2 separate regions of the Homo sapiens genome follow, and region 2 is linked to region 1. A link is a loop called in an ENCODE intact Hi-C map of the cell type or tissue named here. Cell type or tissue: A673. All regions are shown on one strand. Links, peaks and the distances in the headings refer to the core of each region. The heading gives the core; the rest is flanking DNA.

Region 1 (8,000 bases), core at 1-8,000:
AACAATTTTGAAAAGACATACATGTGTCTAAAAAACATATGAAAGAATGCTCAATACTGCTAATCATTAGAGAAATGCAAATAAAAAACACAGTGAGATACTATCTCAGATCAGTCAGAATGGCTATTACTAAAAAGTCAAAAAATAAACGCTGGCAAGCTTGCAGAGAAAAGGGAACACTTACACACTGCTGATAGGAGTGTAAATTAGTTCAACCATTATGGAAAGAAGTGTGGCAATTCCTCAAAGAACTAAAGACACAATTGCCATTTGACCCAGCAATCCTATTACTGGGTATGTACCCAAAGGAATATAAATCATTCTACCATAAAGACACATGCATGTGTATGTTCATTGCAGCACTATTCACAATAGCAAAGATATGGAATCAATCTAAATGCCCTCAATGGTAGACTGGATAAAGAAAATGTGGTACATATAGACTATGGAATACTTTGCAGCCATCATGTCCTTTGCAGGAACGTGGATGGAGCTGGAGGCCATTATCCTTAGCAAACTAACACAGGAACAGCAAATCAAATATCATATTCTCCCACTTATAAATAGAGCTAAGTAGTGAGAACAAATGGACACAAACAGAGAACAACAGATACTGGGGTCCACTTGAGGGTGGAGGGAGGGAAGAGAAAATATAACTATCAGGTACTATGCTTAGTGCTTCGGTGATAATCTGTACACTGAACCCTTGTGACATGAGTTTACCTGTATAACAAATCTGCACATGTACCCCTGAACCTAAAAGATCAAAAAAAGAAAAAAAAAGAAATATGTGTTGGACCACAATTTCAGATATGCAAAGAATAACATATAAATTTATATTTATAAATATAAATCAACCTAGCTTTAATTTTGAGAATTCTGCTCTTCCAGTTTGGTAAAAAACTTAACTTCAGTTATTCTAGGGTTTCCCTCTTCTGTTTCAAGATGGGATAGATTTCAAGAGTTTTATGTATGGCCAAAGCTAAGGCATCTGGGTGTTGAGTCATTCGTCTACCCTGATTCCTCTTCTGGGGTATTCATTCACTCTGTTCACACAGTTTCTACAGTTCTGAACTCCCTCCTACTTCCAGAATTATTTTAAAATATGGGAATGTTTATGAGGGGTCCTTATGGACCTATTTGTTCAGACACATGAGGCAGCCCTGATTCTCTGGAGTATTGCTGCCTCTGCTATGTGCGGTGGTGCTGTGTACAGATAAATATACAAGCATGGCTCCCCAAATATGGGGGCCATAAATTTTCTCTATGCTCCCAGGTCCATGGGACTCTGTGATAGCTTCCCTGGGCTGCTTCTCAAATGCACTCTAGTGCTTCCTTTATTTTCAGTGCGCTTGGCATGACCTTTTGAAAGGGATTCATGTTTTACCCTAGTCAGGAAGCATTTATGACTTTTTTCCCTCAACCTTTCCTTTCCAATATCTTTTTGAAAATATGAAGAACAGAAAAAAATGGGATAAATGAACACAGTTTAATATTTCATAAGCCCATTCTGCCAATAGGAATTAAGTTTTGACCAGAACAGAGGCAGAGTAAAATTCTGATCATGTCACTCTTCTGCTTACCATATTATAATGGCTTCCTATTGCTCCTGGAATACAGATCATATGCCTTAATAAAACACATGGAGATCCTGCCTGCCTCTCCAACCTCTTCATGCACCACAGTCCCTTCTCATTCTCTCTACTGGGACCAAACCTGTGTTTCACTGTGAAAAGGACAGGTTTTTTTATTATTATTATTTTTTTATTTTTTATTTTTGTATAGTACCTCTTCACCTGGTTAACTCCCATTCATGCTGTAAAGTTGCAGCTTTAGTGGAATTCTTGCAGGGAAAGCTTACATATTGCCACTTATTATAGATACTCATGGCACTATGTATCTTTTCTTTGTAGCACTTGTCCATGATGGTTACCTTCTCTCATAAGAAGAGAAATGCAAAGGATAACTACAATTTAATGGCATTTTCACTTGTCAGACTAATAAAACTCCAAATGTTTTCACAATAAATTTTTTGAAATAAATGAGTACTCTTACCTACTGCTGGTGGGATTATAAAACTAGCACAACCTCTGTGGAGGATAAGTTGGCAATATCTTTTTTTTAATACCTTTTGTCCCAGGCAGTCTACTTCTGGAAATTGATCCTATAGATTTATTTTCGTAGTATAAAATGACATATTTTGTCTTTATTCATTACAGCATTTCTTTGGTAATAGAAAAGTACTGAAGAAAATTAAATGTTCCTCAATAGGAGGCTGCTCAAATACACTGTGATATACCCATTCGGTGGAATACCCTGTAGCTATAACAAAAACAAAAATGTGAGAAGCTTCCTAAATAATGAGATAGGAAGATTTTTCTGTTAAAAAAAAATACAAAAAAATGCATATGACGTGCTACCTTTTGTATAAAAAGGGTAAAAGTAAAAAATAATATGTATGTGTATATACATATACACACAAACATATGTATCCAGTTTGCCTGTACAAGCATAGCGAAACTCTGAAAAGATACACAAGAAACTAATAAAAAGAATTATCTATGTTTTGGGGAAGAATGAAAACTGACAGGATATGGAACAGAATAAGATGTAAGAATGAAAAGTAATGAAAATATTTAATTATGTTCCCTTCTACTGATTATATTATACATGATTATGAACGAGGCAAAGTTTTGTTTTTCTTTTTCAGATGGAGTCTCGCTTTGTCACCTAGGCTGGAGTGCAGTTGTGCGATCTCTGCTCACTGCAAGCTCTGCTTCCCAGGTTCACACCATTTTCCTGCCTCAGCCTCCCGAGTAGCTGGGACTACAGGCGCCCGCTACCATGCCCGGCTAATTTTTTTGTATTTTTAGTAGAGACGGGGTTTCACTGTGTTAGCCAGGATGGTCTCGATCTCCTGACTTTGTGATCCATCCGCCTCGGCCTCCCAAAGTGCTGGGATTACAGGCGTGAGCCACCATGCTGGGCCAGTTAATTCTTTGAAGCCAGCAATGGTGTGTTAAAAAAGAAAATTCAATCTACAAATAACAAAAAAAAGACAATAGTTCAAAGTATTCCTGTGCTTAATCTATCACTATAGGTCTATTAAAACAAGAGCAACAAACGGTTGCCAATGTATAACTTAAAACATCCAGAGGGTTACCCCATCTACAGTTGCCTAAAGTTATTCTTAGTTCCTGGAGAATTCATTTAGAAGCATAAGCATAATAAGGGCACAGTGAAATCTAAGTTTGGTTCTCCATTATAGCTGTGGTCCTAATGAATTGTGGGCCCATCCTGAATTAATAATTCTCCAATAAAAATGATAATCAAAGAATTTAAACCATTGATACAGTTCCCTTGTTGATATTAATCTGTTCATTAATATTACTTGGATCATATTTCCAAATTACAGAGTGTAATAGCATCTAATGCACTTTCATAGATCACAATTTTATTCTTTTGTTTCCCATTTTACAGTTAATCCTATGTAGCAGATATTAAGGAGGCACTAAGCACTCTTTGCTAACAAACTATCCATTTCTTTCATTTAAGTATTTAGCACTTAGTTAGCAAATGTGGACTTCTCACTTACTGATTTCTTGGTTTAAAAACTGTAGGTTCAGTATGGAACAAATGGATTTAGTAGCTCTTGAATATCTTTACACTGTAAACTTACTATTGATAACTTTTATTTCTTTAGAAGCAATATCTAAGTCCTAGGAATTCTGAGCCTGCTCATTATTGTTACCTCCCAAACTAGCGGAGTGTGATTCAGAACACAATAACATTATATTTTCTTTCCTCCTTCTCTTCCTCCTTTTAGAGAATACATGATAGGATGTTTTCAGCTTTCTAGCTTTCAACAGATGCAATGATCAAAGAGTCTGTCCCCCTCTGCTTTAATAAATGTGGAACATTCAACATTTGGCATATGAAGAGTAACTGGGTACATCTGAACTATTCTGTGCTCTTCATTCTGTTCCCTAAAGGGACAGATACAAAGAGAAATCACATAAACTATAATCCAGTTGAGTAGATTTAATTTCCTTTTCCTATTTGGTCTACATGCACCACCTGGTGGTAAAGTAGTGCATTTCACATAGAGAGAGAGAGAGAGAGAGAGAGAGTGTGTGTGTGTGTGTGTGCGCGCGCGCGCGCGTGCACGCGTGTGTGTTTTGAGGAGTATATAACATGAAAAAGATAATTTTAATATACTTTCTTAATACTGATTTAGATAGACAACACAATTATTCTACACCAAGAATCTAATACAACACTTGAGCACTACTTCATGTATAACAGAACAGGAAGTAAAGGAGAGAACTCATGCTGGAAAGTAAAATAGCTTTCACTTATTTACCTTAGCAATACATATTATAATTCCATCTCTAAATTAACATTTATTGTTCCAATATTCTTATTGAGGCAAAAATCAAACACTGATAATCAATGTGAAACCATTTCCTCCTTTTTAAAGAATAACAGCTTTTAAAAGTAGGTGCCCTGTTCCTTATATTAGTAGTGAGTATAAGTCACAGATCACAGAATTGTAAAGCACCATAGAGGCATTAGACCAATACACCAATTTTACAAATGTAGCAGCTGAGACTCTGGAACAGCAGGTAACTTGCCCGAAGTCATACTGGTCATTAGTGGTCCAACACAAATAAGAATCTAGATCTTCTCACTTTCAGCCTAGGAATATAATACATAAAAATTGTACTTATATTCATATTCAATGAATTGTCTCTGTATGATGTGATAATATTCAACTTATCTACACAGTGCTTTAAGGCACTCATATGTTAGTTAACACATACCAGTTTTGTTCTAACATTCTGAGCACAAAGAAGTAATTGAAGAAATGCATGTATCATAAAGCTATGGAAAAGATTTTCTAAGTATTAAAAAACCCTATATATATGTTCAAATGAATAATTTTCCAAGTATAATACAACTGCTATATTGCAAAGAAGGTTTAAAAAATTCCCTTTCCCCTTCTAACTGCTTCAGAACCAGAGATCTGTTTCTACAAAGTAGGTACCCACTTGTAGATTTAAGCATAAAACATGTTCATAGCTCCCTCTCATGACCATTGAATACTATACAAGCCTCCTTTTATTCTCGCTGTTGTATTCAACTAACAGCTCACTGGCTAAGTTTTAATTGCTTCCAATGAGGTCAGCAAAGGTATTTATCGAAAAGCCCTGAATAAAAGGCTCACACACACACACAAGCACACACGCGCTCACACACAGAGAGAAAATCCTTCTGCCTGTTGATTTATGGAAACAATTATGATTCTGCTGGAGAACTTTTCAGCTGAGAAATAGTTTGTAGCTACAGTAGAAAGGCTCAAGTTGCACCAGGCAGACAACAGACATGGAATTCTTATATATCCAGCTGTTAGCAACAAAACAAGTAAGTTACTGTTATTTGTCTTTTAAAACAATGCTGAATGTTTTCTAAAAGTTTATCTCTTTTTCTGATTTTAGTACTGAGCAGGAAAGTAAAGTTACAAGATTTTTGAGCCATGTAACTATAGTAATTATGCTGTAGAACATAAAGATAAGGTTGAAGTTCTCCAGAGCAATCCTGACATTTAACTTAAAAAACCTGGGCAGTTCAGGAGAAAATAATTGATTAACCACAAATGTAAAAGCATATAATAAAGAAGTCTAGGGAGAAAGCAGTTACACTTTGTTAGCAGTAATTGTAAAAACTTAATTTAAATCAATAGTTCTGAGTGCAGTATGGTTCTCACAAAATAGCAATTGGAATGAATGGTACAGTCATATTCTGTTTTGTCTCTACTCATGCATAAATTTTATAAATCTACACATAAAGTGGTAAAGATTTTGACATCCTCTGTGAAGGCTGTTTTAAATGTATCTTCAAAGAATAACCTATACTGTATTCTAATGCTACTACTTACCCACTAAAATTTACACATACAATTTTTTATCTTCCTCTCTCCTCCCCTCCCTATTCTTAATCTCTCATTGCAAACAGAAGTCAAATAGCAAACAGCGTCACAGCAACTGAACTTACTACGAACTGTTTTTATGAGGATTTATCAACAGAGTTATTTAAGGAGGAATCCTGTGTTGTTATCAGGAACTAAAAGGATAAGGCTAACAATTTGGAAAGAGCAACTACTCTTTCTTAAATCAATCTACAATTCACAGATAGGAAGAGGTCAATGACCTAGGAGTAACAATCAACTCAAGATTCATTTTCATTATGTTATTCATGAACACCCGGAGCACTACACTATAATGCACAAATGGATACTGACATGGATCCTGCCAACTTTGCTCTACAGATCATGCTTTCACATTATCTGTCTAGTGGGTACTATATCTTTAGCTTGCAATGACATGACTCCAGAGCAAATGGCTACAAATGTGAACTGTTCCAGCCCTGAGCGACACACAAGAAGTTATGATTACATGGAAGGAGGGGATATAAGAGTGAGAAGACTCTTCTGTCGAACACAGTGGTACCTGAGGATCGATAAAAGAGGCAAAGTAAAAGGGACCCAAGAGATGAAGAATAATTACAGTAAGTAATTTTAAGTACTGCTCATGAACCTTAGCAATCTGTTAATGGATCAATTTTCAGGTGATATGTTTTCTCATCTTCCTTTTGCTTCTTGGAAAAAAAATTAAATAAAATGTCACCTAATTTCTCTAAATTGAACTATGTTGAACTATGCCCCTAAAAATATCTCTTTTAACAGGGCAAATCTACTTACATTATAGTTGGACCTGATAATCCAAGCCAATTTGAAAATATATACTCCTTGTCCTGAAAATGCTCATAAGTTAAGCAAAATGTAAATAATATTATTCACACCAAAATGTGACTTAATATTGTCTAAGCAAAACTCATTAAGATATCTAATTTAGAACTTCATAAATTATCACTAAAAGCTATTTATCACTAGTTTAAAGAGTAGGGAAATTATTTTTATTAATTTGATTTTCTTTGAAATAATATTTTCATGATGTAAATTAAAATACTTAATCTGTGCTAAGATATGCATTCCTTTGCAATTGTGTATAATGATAAAATAGAAGGGAATCTGTGGTATCCTTATTCATTTGAGTCATAATGAGCTTGTATTAAGTTGATGACTTATCAACTTAGGCAGAAAAACAGATCTCTCCTAACGTTTTCCTTAACTAAATCTTTTATGTCATAAAAGTTCTGTGCTATCTTAAGAAAAATGTAAAGGTGAGGGGAAAAAAGTGGGCTGGAAGAGATGGTAATTCCATGTTTTTCAATTTAAAGCCTTACATTTTTCCCAAGAATCAGTTATTCTTCTTATGTTAAAATATCAGGGTTGTGTTTTGCATTTAATGGTTATGATGAATAACCAACTTCAATAGTATTAAATGTAATGGAATAAGATACACACCTCAACATGTACATTAAGGATTTAAAATACTTAGTAAAAATAAATTTTGTTTACATTACTAGCACTCAGAAAACATTGTTATTAATATATAATTTCATATTAATTGTTTTAAAGTCATTTGAAAAAGAATGCATGGGGAGACTGGTGTAAACATGTGCAAATCACAGTGCCAGGCTTGCAGCAATTACTCAAACTTTTGTTGCCTGTTTACTGAATGACTTTTAGGGTTCTGAACTAATCAACCAATCAATGGGAATTTCAGAGAATTATGTTTCCAATATGAAAATGAGAAGACCTTCTTTTTAACCATAATTGATATAGAATGTTAAGGCCATTTTAATGACTGGACAGTTATGGTTTTATTATTATTATTTATTATTATTACTGAGATTAATAAAGGTATCATGTTAGTTCTAGAAGATCATTCTTATTATACTAAAGTTTATCTAAGGAAATGACTATTTGGAGAAAATTTTTTTGATATCTACTTCTATATAAGCAACAGAATTTGGCTTATAATTAATTTATTTAAAAGTTGCTCAGATTTATCATGGATAATATCATGGATATAATA
Region 2 (8,734 bases), core at 328-8,327, 1.1 Mb before region 1:
TCTGACCTCAGGTGATCCACCTGCCTTGGCCTCCCTAAGTGCTGGGGTTACAAGCGTGAGCTACTCCACCCTGCCAATCCTTTTTATTTCTACAAGGTCAATAGCAATGTACGTCTTTCATTCCTGATTTTAGTAATCTGAGTCTTCTCTCTTTTATTCTTGGTTAGTCAAGATAAAGATTCATTACTTTTATTGATATTTTCAAGAATCAAAAGTGGTTTTGATTTTTCTGCTTTTTATATTCTCTACTTCATTTATTGCCACTCTGATTTATATTATTTTCTTTCTCATTGCTTTAGTTTTAGTTTGCTTTTCATTTTCTAGTTTCTTAAGGTAGAGGATTAGATTATTAAATTGAGATTTTTCTTTTCTTTTTAAATATGGGCCTTTACAGTTATAAGTAAGAAGTAAAAAAGAAAATAAACTGGTTTTCTAGGAGGTGGAAGCCTTATGCTAATGAGGCTTGGTTCCTGAGCTCATTGAGCTTTGCATTCCCATTTGCTAGATTCCTGCTGGGGGCAAAGGGAGACCAGGGAAGTGTCTTTTTCTAAAGGCAAGTTCTTCTGCACTAGAAAGGAAACCAAAGTTATTTACTTATGGCCAAGGAGAAGACCTTATGATTTTCAGATTAACTAATAATTGAATAGTAGTAACCATTTTGCCAGTCTTAGTAATTTCCCAGCAGAAATCAGGCAGTTGTCTTCTTTCTTGACAGTCTGCCTCACTCACTAATGATGCCCACTGTTCATTCCTGTCCTTGGTGCTATATGTACATCAGAAGAGAAATAACAGGAAGTCTTCTAAAGATGAATCTGATGCTCCATCAATTAATTGACTTCAGTGGGGCTATTTGCAGAGGAAGCAACATAGTATTATTTAAACAGTTGGCTTGGCTGGGCAAGGAGGCCAGGGCCTGAGATCTGAGTTTCATAGCACCTTCCCTTCACAGTACTATACTTCCTGGCCATTTCCATCCCACCTTGCAGGAAATTGGTACCTCAACTTCTTTTTCATCTTTTCATATTTTATCAATGGAAGAATAGGGTAGGCTGGAGGGCCAAGATATGCAGACACCTGGAGTGTTGTGAAGCGAGTACATGAGAGATTGGGGTTAATGGGCCTTGAACATAACTGGCAAAATTAAATGAGTATTGAATAGTCCAAGTAGTCACATAGAAAGCATTCTCAGCAGAACTCCTACCCCAATCCCCTTGTGTTGACTGTCTGTTGACTGTCCCCAGACCACCTATGTCTTACTTGCCCTTCTTTCCCCCTGCGTCTTCACCTCCAGCAGGGCTCCCTGGTAGGACGGTACCAATAGTTCATACTATCTATGCCATCCAGCTTCCTTTCTCTCCCTACTGTTTATTTCTACTACATACCCTAAGGTAGTGGGGATCGCCTATCAGTTACCAGAACTGCAGATTACATAGGATAAAAGTAACTCACGAATGGAAAACCAAACATCGTATGTTCTCACTGATATGTGGGAGCTAAGCTATGAGGACGCAAAAGCAGTAGAATGATACAATGGACTTTGGGGACTCGGGGGGAAGAGTGGGAGCAGGGAGAGGGATAAAAGACTCTACACTACAGAGGGTGCAGCGTATACTGCTCGGGTAATGGGTGCACCAAAATATCACAAATCACCACTAAAGAACTTACTCATGTAACCAAATACCACCTGTACCCAAATAACATATGGACAAATAAAATAAAAAAATTTAAAAATCATATGGGCCAAAATTCAATTATAAGATGGTCAGCCCTCTGTATCTACGGGTTTTGTGTCTGTGAATTCAACCAACCATGGATCAAAAATATTTGAAAAAAGAAATAGGTGGTGTGCCTGTACTAAACGTGCAGACTTTTTTTCCTCTTGTTATTCTTGCCTAACCAATACAGCATAACAACTTTTTGCATAGCATTTACATTGTATTGGGTATTATAAGTAATCTGGAAATGATTTAAAGTATACAGGAGGATATGCATAGGTTCTATGAATATGACACAATTTTATATAAGGTACTTGAGCATTCTAGGATTTTGGTATCTGCAGGGGGCAGAGAGATCTCCCGGAACCAATCCCCAGTGGATACTGAGGGACCACTGTATTAGCAGTAATATTTATAGATTCACAGAATATCTCCGGACATAGAGAAAACTTTACACACAAAATCCATGCTAACAAGCATGTGAACATTCTAGTAAAGATAATAGTATAATTCTTGATCAAGCATTTAAAACCATTTCATCTTCCATTCATTAATGTAAAATATATAGTTTTATTGGTAACTGACCTAGTCCTTTTATTTTTATTTATTTATTTGTTTATTTATTTATTTGAGACAGAGTCTCACTCTGTCGCCCAGGCTGGAGTGCAGTGGTGTGATCTCGGCTCACTGCAACCTCGGCCTCCTGGGTTCACATGATTCTCCTGGAGAATTACAGGCACCCGCCACCATGCCCAGCTAATTTTTGTATTTTTAATGGAGACTGAGTTTCACCATGTTGGCTAGGCTGGTCTTGAACTCCTGACCTCAGGTGATCCACCCGCCTCGGCCTCCCAGAGTGCTAGGATTACAGGTGTGAGCCACCATGCCAGGCTGACCTGGTCCTTTTAGCTGAGAAATACCATCTAGTATTATCATCCTAAGAAGAGAGCTGAAATGGGGAGGAGTAACTTCTCAAAAGGGAAGATAAAATGCCTTTTGTGAAAAGATGCTTCTCCACTGGAGATGGGTATGTAAGCAATGTTTTGATGTTGCTCTTTTTCTTACTGAAAAGGGAATGAAAAAATGGAAAAGAAATTATAACTGAAACAAATTTTCACTGGAAGAATTATCTCAAGAAGCATATGATTAAAAAATATTAAAAAGTCTTTCATGGCAACTAAACACATTTAAGTTGGGAAGATTCTAAAAGATCCAGGATATCTCATAAAGAGGATATCTCATAAAGAAAAAGTCTAATAACTACGAGAGCAAGATTAGAGAGAAGAGTTAAGATTAACAAACTACCGGCCGGGCGCGGTGTCTCACGCCTGCAATCCCAGCACTTTGGGAGGCCAAGGCAGGCAGATCACGAGGTCAGGAGATTGAGACCGTCCTGGCTAACACGGTGAAACCCTGTCTCTACTAAAGATACAAAAAATTAGCCAGTGTGGTAGTGGGCACCTGTAGTCCCAGCTACTCGGGAGACTGAGGCAGGAGAATGGCGTGAACCCGGGAAGCGGAGCTTGCAGTGAGCCGAGATCGTGCCACTGGCACTCCAGCCTGGGCGACAGTGAGACTCCGTCTCAAAAAAAAAAAAGATTACCAAATTACCAAATTATGTCTAGGTTTGATCATATGTTTTCAAAATGGGTTTACCTATGAGTAAAGAAACTTCTAGGAGAATATATATCAAAATGATGATATCTTTGGCTGTTGGAATTGTAGGTAATTTTTTCCTTTTTGCATGATCTATATTTTAACTTTTTTTTTTTTTTTTTTTTTTTCTGATACGGAGTCTTGCTCTGTCGCCCAGAGCTGGAGTGCAATGGTGCGATCTCGGCTCACTGCAACCTCTGCCTCTTGGGTTCAAGCAATTCTCCTGCCTCAGCCTCCTGAGTAGCTGGGATTATAGGTGTGCGCCACTATGCCCAGCTAATTTTTTTTGTATTTTTAGAGAGACAGGGTTTCATCATGTTGGCCAGGCTGGTCTTGAACTCCTGACCTCATGGTCTGCCCATCTCAGCCTCCCAAAGTGCTGGGATTAATTACAGGCATGAGCCACTGCGCCCAGCCTATTTTAACATTTTTTAAACATGAAAACTATATTACTTGACTAAGAAACGATTAAAATTTTATTATAAAATACTTTTGTTAAATTTGTATTGCATTTACTGCTTTAACAAATACTTTTAATATTGAAAATATATGGGAACATTATAAATTACAAATTTTGAAGTAAAAAATGAGCCTGATCTAATGAAAAAAATAGTAACTTTGGGAGTTTTACATCTGAGTTTAAGCTCTGTTCTTTTACTAACTAAAATATCTTCAATAAATAAAGTAAACTTCCAGATCCTCAATTTTTATCATAAAATAAAGAGAGTCGGTCGGATAATCTCGGTAGTCTTCTCCCCCTCTCCCGTTTTACGAATCTTGAATAAGACCAGACTGTACAGCCGTGGCAAATTACTGCCACCTGGTGGCAGTTATCTAAGGTGAGCTAGCTGTATTTAAGGGATAGAATCACCATCATTCATGCATACTTGTGTTTGCCTAGCATCTATGTGCCAGGCAAGTGTCAGCATTATTGTTTATCCAATTTAGTGTTTTTCTAGATGATGTAGGTGAAACAACCAAGACATAAGCTGTGACATGCTAGCTGTGTGACCTTAAGGACATCATCTAACCTCTTGAGTCTGCCTTTCCATCTGAAAAATAAAGTTAATAATATCCACCTTACATTATTAGAAGACCTAGAGATGATAGGTGTAAAGTATCTTACACAGTCCATGGCAAAAGTATTTAGTCAATAAATGGTAGTAGTTATCCTTAGGAAGGTTACCATCTGTAGCAGGGGAAATAAGACAAATATAGGCATCTGTGCAAATATAGGTAGTGTGACATATATGATGTGCATGAAAATACAAAGAGGGCATGAGGTATATTCAAGAAATGGCAAAACCAAAGTTCCAATGGACTGGAGTATAAAGGACATGTAGGGAATTGTTGGTAACTCTTCTGGAATGGTAGGTTGCAGATCTGCTCTAGAGGGTCCTAAACGTCAAGGAGGCAATGGCCAGTCACAGAAGAGTTTTGGACTAAGAATAATATCACTAGAGCTGAGCTTCAGCAATACTGATATTAATCAAATGTCTGACAATGAGGTTAAGAAGCCAGGTAATGAGCACAGAGGATGGCAAAAGAAAGGTGGGTGGAGACCGAGCGTGGTGGCTCACATCTGTAATCAAAGCACCTCGGGAGACTGAGGTGGGCAAATTGCTTGTGCCCAGGAGTTCAAGACCAGCCTAAGCAACATAGCGAAACCTAGTCTCTAAAAAAATTAGCCAGGCATGATGGCTCACACTTGTAGTCCCAGCTACTCGGGAGGCTGAGAGATGGGAAGATCACTTAAGCCCAGGAAGTTGAGGATGCAGACCTTTGGTAATTACCCCAGGCAACGAGGCTGTTTTACAATGCGGCATAATCATGCCACTGCACTCCAGCCTGGGCAACAAAGTGAGACTCTGTCTCAAAAAAAAAAAAAAAAAAGAAAAAAAAGAAAAGAAAAGAAAGAAAGATGGAAGCCAGGTGCAGTGACTCACGCCTGTAATCCCAGCACTTTGGGAGGCAGAGGCGGGTGGATCACAAGGTCAGGAGATCGAGACCATCCTGGCCAACATGGCGAAACCCCGTCTCTACTAAAAATATAAAAATTAGCTGAGCGTGGTGGCGCATGCCTGTAATCCCAGCTACTTAGGAGGCTGAGGCAGGAGAATCGCTTGAACCAGGGAGTCGGAGCTTGCAGTGAGCCAAGATCACGCCACTGCACTCCACCCTGGCGACAGAGTGAGACTCCGTCTCAAAAAAGAAAGAAAGAAAGAAAGATGGGTAGGAATGACACTGAAAAACTGCAGAACTGCAATTGTGAGTGAATCTTTACAAATGAACTACCTGAGACAAAGGGAAACTAAGAAGTATTTGGTGTCAGGACACCAACCAGCCATAGCAGTTGTAGGACTAAACTCCAGGGTTCCTGGCCTGGGTCTAAAACCCTTTCCCCATCCATGAAAGGCATTAGCCCAAATTTCTACTGAGGTCTGAACCAAATATGAGTTTGGCCTTCGAATCACACATTGTTCAATACATAGGATAGTAACTCTTTGTGACTATTTTCTAATGTGCCATGGGCTAGAGAGGAAATACGACAAAATACTTTTCTACAAGGTCATTCACTTTGAGTATCAGAAAGAACATTCTACTTAGAATAAAATAAAATCCCAAGTGTGCCCATTTTAAAATCCCTGTGGGATTTATAATGGCTTAACTTTTAGTTGAGAAGAAATTTTTTTTTTTTCTGGCATCTTAGAGAAGCAGACAGAGAAGCAGAGGTGATGCTTTGACAAATAGTAGCATAGATCAGGATAAATGACAGGAAGCTCTCATAAAATATACTTCGATGAGAGCAAAGGCAAATAATGATATAATGCCCTGCAGCTACATGTTTGAAATGGAAATGTTTGGAATGAGGATGTTAGGGAAAATAATATTAGAAAAAGACTAATGCTGTATGAGGTTCCTGTCAGATGAGGAGTGTAGGATAATTGTGTAATAGTGAAATAATATGGTTTAGAAAAAAGAAGGTGCTGTTGACTGAGACTGTTTGATTATCATAGAAGAGATGAAACACTTTTTCATAGTCAGAAAAATCAATATACAGCCCAAGAAGAGAAGTCGTTTGATGATAAGGCAATAAAAACTTCAAAGGGCAAGTTAAAAATGTTTCCTAATTCATTTCAGCCTAAACTGATCCCTGCGCCCGTCTCACACTGTCCGCCAGCTCTTTTGCTGAAGTATGTTACCCTTTCTCCTTGGAATCATTACCCGGTCTCCTTGGAATGGAAACTGTGTCAGACTCCAGGGGTGAGTGGGAGGGAAAATGGTGCTCGCAGAAAGAGAGGAAGTGTTTTTTCAATTTAGAGCTAGAAGTAAGTGCTGACATTGTCTCATGTGTGTTTGGGGACAATGGCACAGGCCAGCGGTAACACATCCACTTTTCTGTGTCCCTTGCTCAGATGTGTTTGGCATGAGGCTGCAAAAGCCACGGCTACTTTATCGCACCCCAAATCTCTGAATCTCTGTTCTCCCTCCTGGGAATGTGAAATATGGACAACATGCAGTTTCTACCTTGTATTGTTAACATAATTATCCAGATGAATTCTCTTATTATTTCCCCACACATATTTTGAAACAAAAAATCCTTTCCCTTACGAAACTTCACTTCCTTTCTTCAGACGCACACCTTCTGTGGGGTTTGAACATTAACCTCAGCTGACTTCAGAGCTGCACTAAGCAAAGCCTGTGTTTTCTAGGCCAAAGTAGACAAAGTGAAGTGAAAGGAGCTGTTGCCAGTTGATGCTGACGAAGGTAGAAGAGAGGCTGGGTACTCACGCTAGGTTCCACCCCCTGCACCGCCCTCTCCCCCAGTACAGCTCATCTGGGAGTTCAGATTCCTCAGCCTTCTAGGTCACCTCTGATGAGCAGGGGCTGTGAGAACTGCTTAGCCTTTTGGCTACTGTAGTGTGGTTGGGAGAGAAAATACGTATTAATATTATTACTTAAAGATAGTTTTATTTGTGTCTATATTGAACATCTCTTGTTTAGAAGGCAAAATAATCATCTGCCTGCCACATTTTACTTCGTAGGCATAGAGTATCACCTTTTTTTTTTTTTTTTGAGACAGAGTCTTGCTCTGTTGCCCAGGCTGGAGTGCAGTGGCACGATTTCGGTTCACTGCAACTTCTGCTTCCTGGGTTCAAGAGATTCTCCTGCCTCAGCCTCCTGAGTAGTTGAGATTACAGGTGTCCGCCACCATGCCTGGCTAATTTTTGTATTTTTAGTAGAGGCGGGGTTTCACCATGTTGGCGAGACTGGTCTCAAATCCCTGGCCTCAAGTGATCCACCCGCCTCGGCCTCCCAAGTGCTGGGATTACAGGCGTGAGCCACCGCGCCCAGCCAGAGTATCATCTTTTAAACTGCTTTGTTCTAATATAATTATCTGTGTCCAAATTTTAGAATTGATTTTCATAACTTAAATTAGAATACAAATAATAAAAGGAAGAGAGCTAACATTTTTTAAGTGCTATATACACCAGGTGCTATTCTAGTTGTGTTCCTTTTACCTGAATGAGGTATTGTAAACCTAGGGGCAGAATTTACTCTTAGGGTGAAAACTGGTCTCTTTATTTTTAGGGAGTCAGCAAGCCATTCTGATGGGCTACTCAAATGTTAGAGTAGGATCTCAGAGCTCAAGGGCTTGTTTGGGCAGGCTGAGAAGGAGAGGCAGAGAGATGTGAGGGACTCAGGAGTTGGTGGCAGGGGTGGTTAGCAGGGGGCAGGAACGCCAAAATATGGTAGGAGGCTAATCAGAGAAAGGACCAGTGAGAAATTTCCTGCATCAAGGAGTGCCAAGACACTTCTTCTAAATTTATATTATGGAAATTTCTAGCATATACAAAAGCAGAATGAGAAGTATAATGAACCCCGTGTAATCATCACTCAGCTTTAACAATGATCCTCTCATAGCTGATTTTGTTTCTTCCGTATCCCTACCTACTTGCCCACTCCCAACCCCCAGTGAATTATTTTGAAACAAATCCCAGACATTGTATCACTTCACAGATTACATTTTAATCTGTTTTCCGAGCTATCTGTACGGTAGCTCCCCTCTTATTACCCAAACTTCAGTCAAATCCACTCCTTTAGTGTCAGTGGGACTTTAGAGGGGGACTAAAAGCAAAAGAGTTTGCATCTGGGCCAAAATGGGTGAAGAAAAAGTAGTGAGAAGCCTGATGCGCAGCCGAGATTAAGAATAAGCAGAGCTCCTGAGAATCCTTGAAAAGATTGGAGGTGAAGGGATGCTAGTTCTTCCATAGAAGTCAGATGGGAGTTTTATATAGTAGTGTGTGTGTCTGTGTGTGTGTGTGTGTGTGTGTGTGTGTGTGTGCTGTTATTAAAATGAA

The links. A loop is a pair of places that touch in the nucleus more often than their neighbours do. Peaks named below come from ENCODE experiments on the same cell type or tissue, not always from the same donor. Only the 100,000 strongest peaks of a DNase experiment are listed, where the experiment ranks them.
Region 2: it touches region 1 in a loop (5-fold over the local background); 10 of 110 quality-filtered maps call a loop at or near these places.

The regions. Positions count from the first base shown.
Region 1 is chr15:49,418,017-49,426,016 of GRCh38, forward strand. All of the region lies in intron 11 of FAM227B (family with sequence similarity 227 member B), which reads right to left. FGF7 (fibroblast growth factor 7) reads left to right here and starts at 5,226. Exons shown (of 4, transcript NM_002009.4): 1 at 5,226-5,424; 2 at 6,016-6,567. The coding sequence starts at 6,282. In A673, for the core only: CTCF peaks have their summits at 4,087 (motif pointing left) and 4,292; a DNase peak (open chromatin) is centred at 4,075.
Region 2 is chr15:48,348,458-48,357,191 of GRCh38, forward strand. No RefSeq gene overlaps it. Among named protein-coding and RNA genes, the nearest start is that of DUT-AS1, 21 kb to the left of the region's middle. In A673, for the core only: a CTCF peak has its summit at 4,211 (motif pointing left); a DNase peak (open chromatin) is centred at 4,164.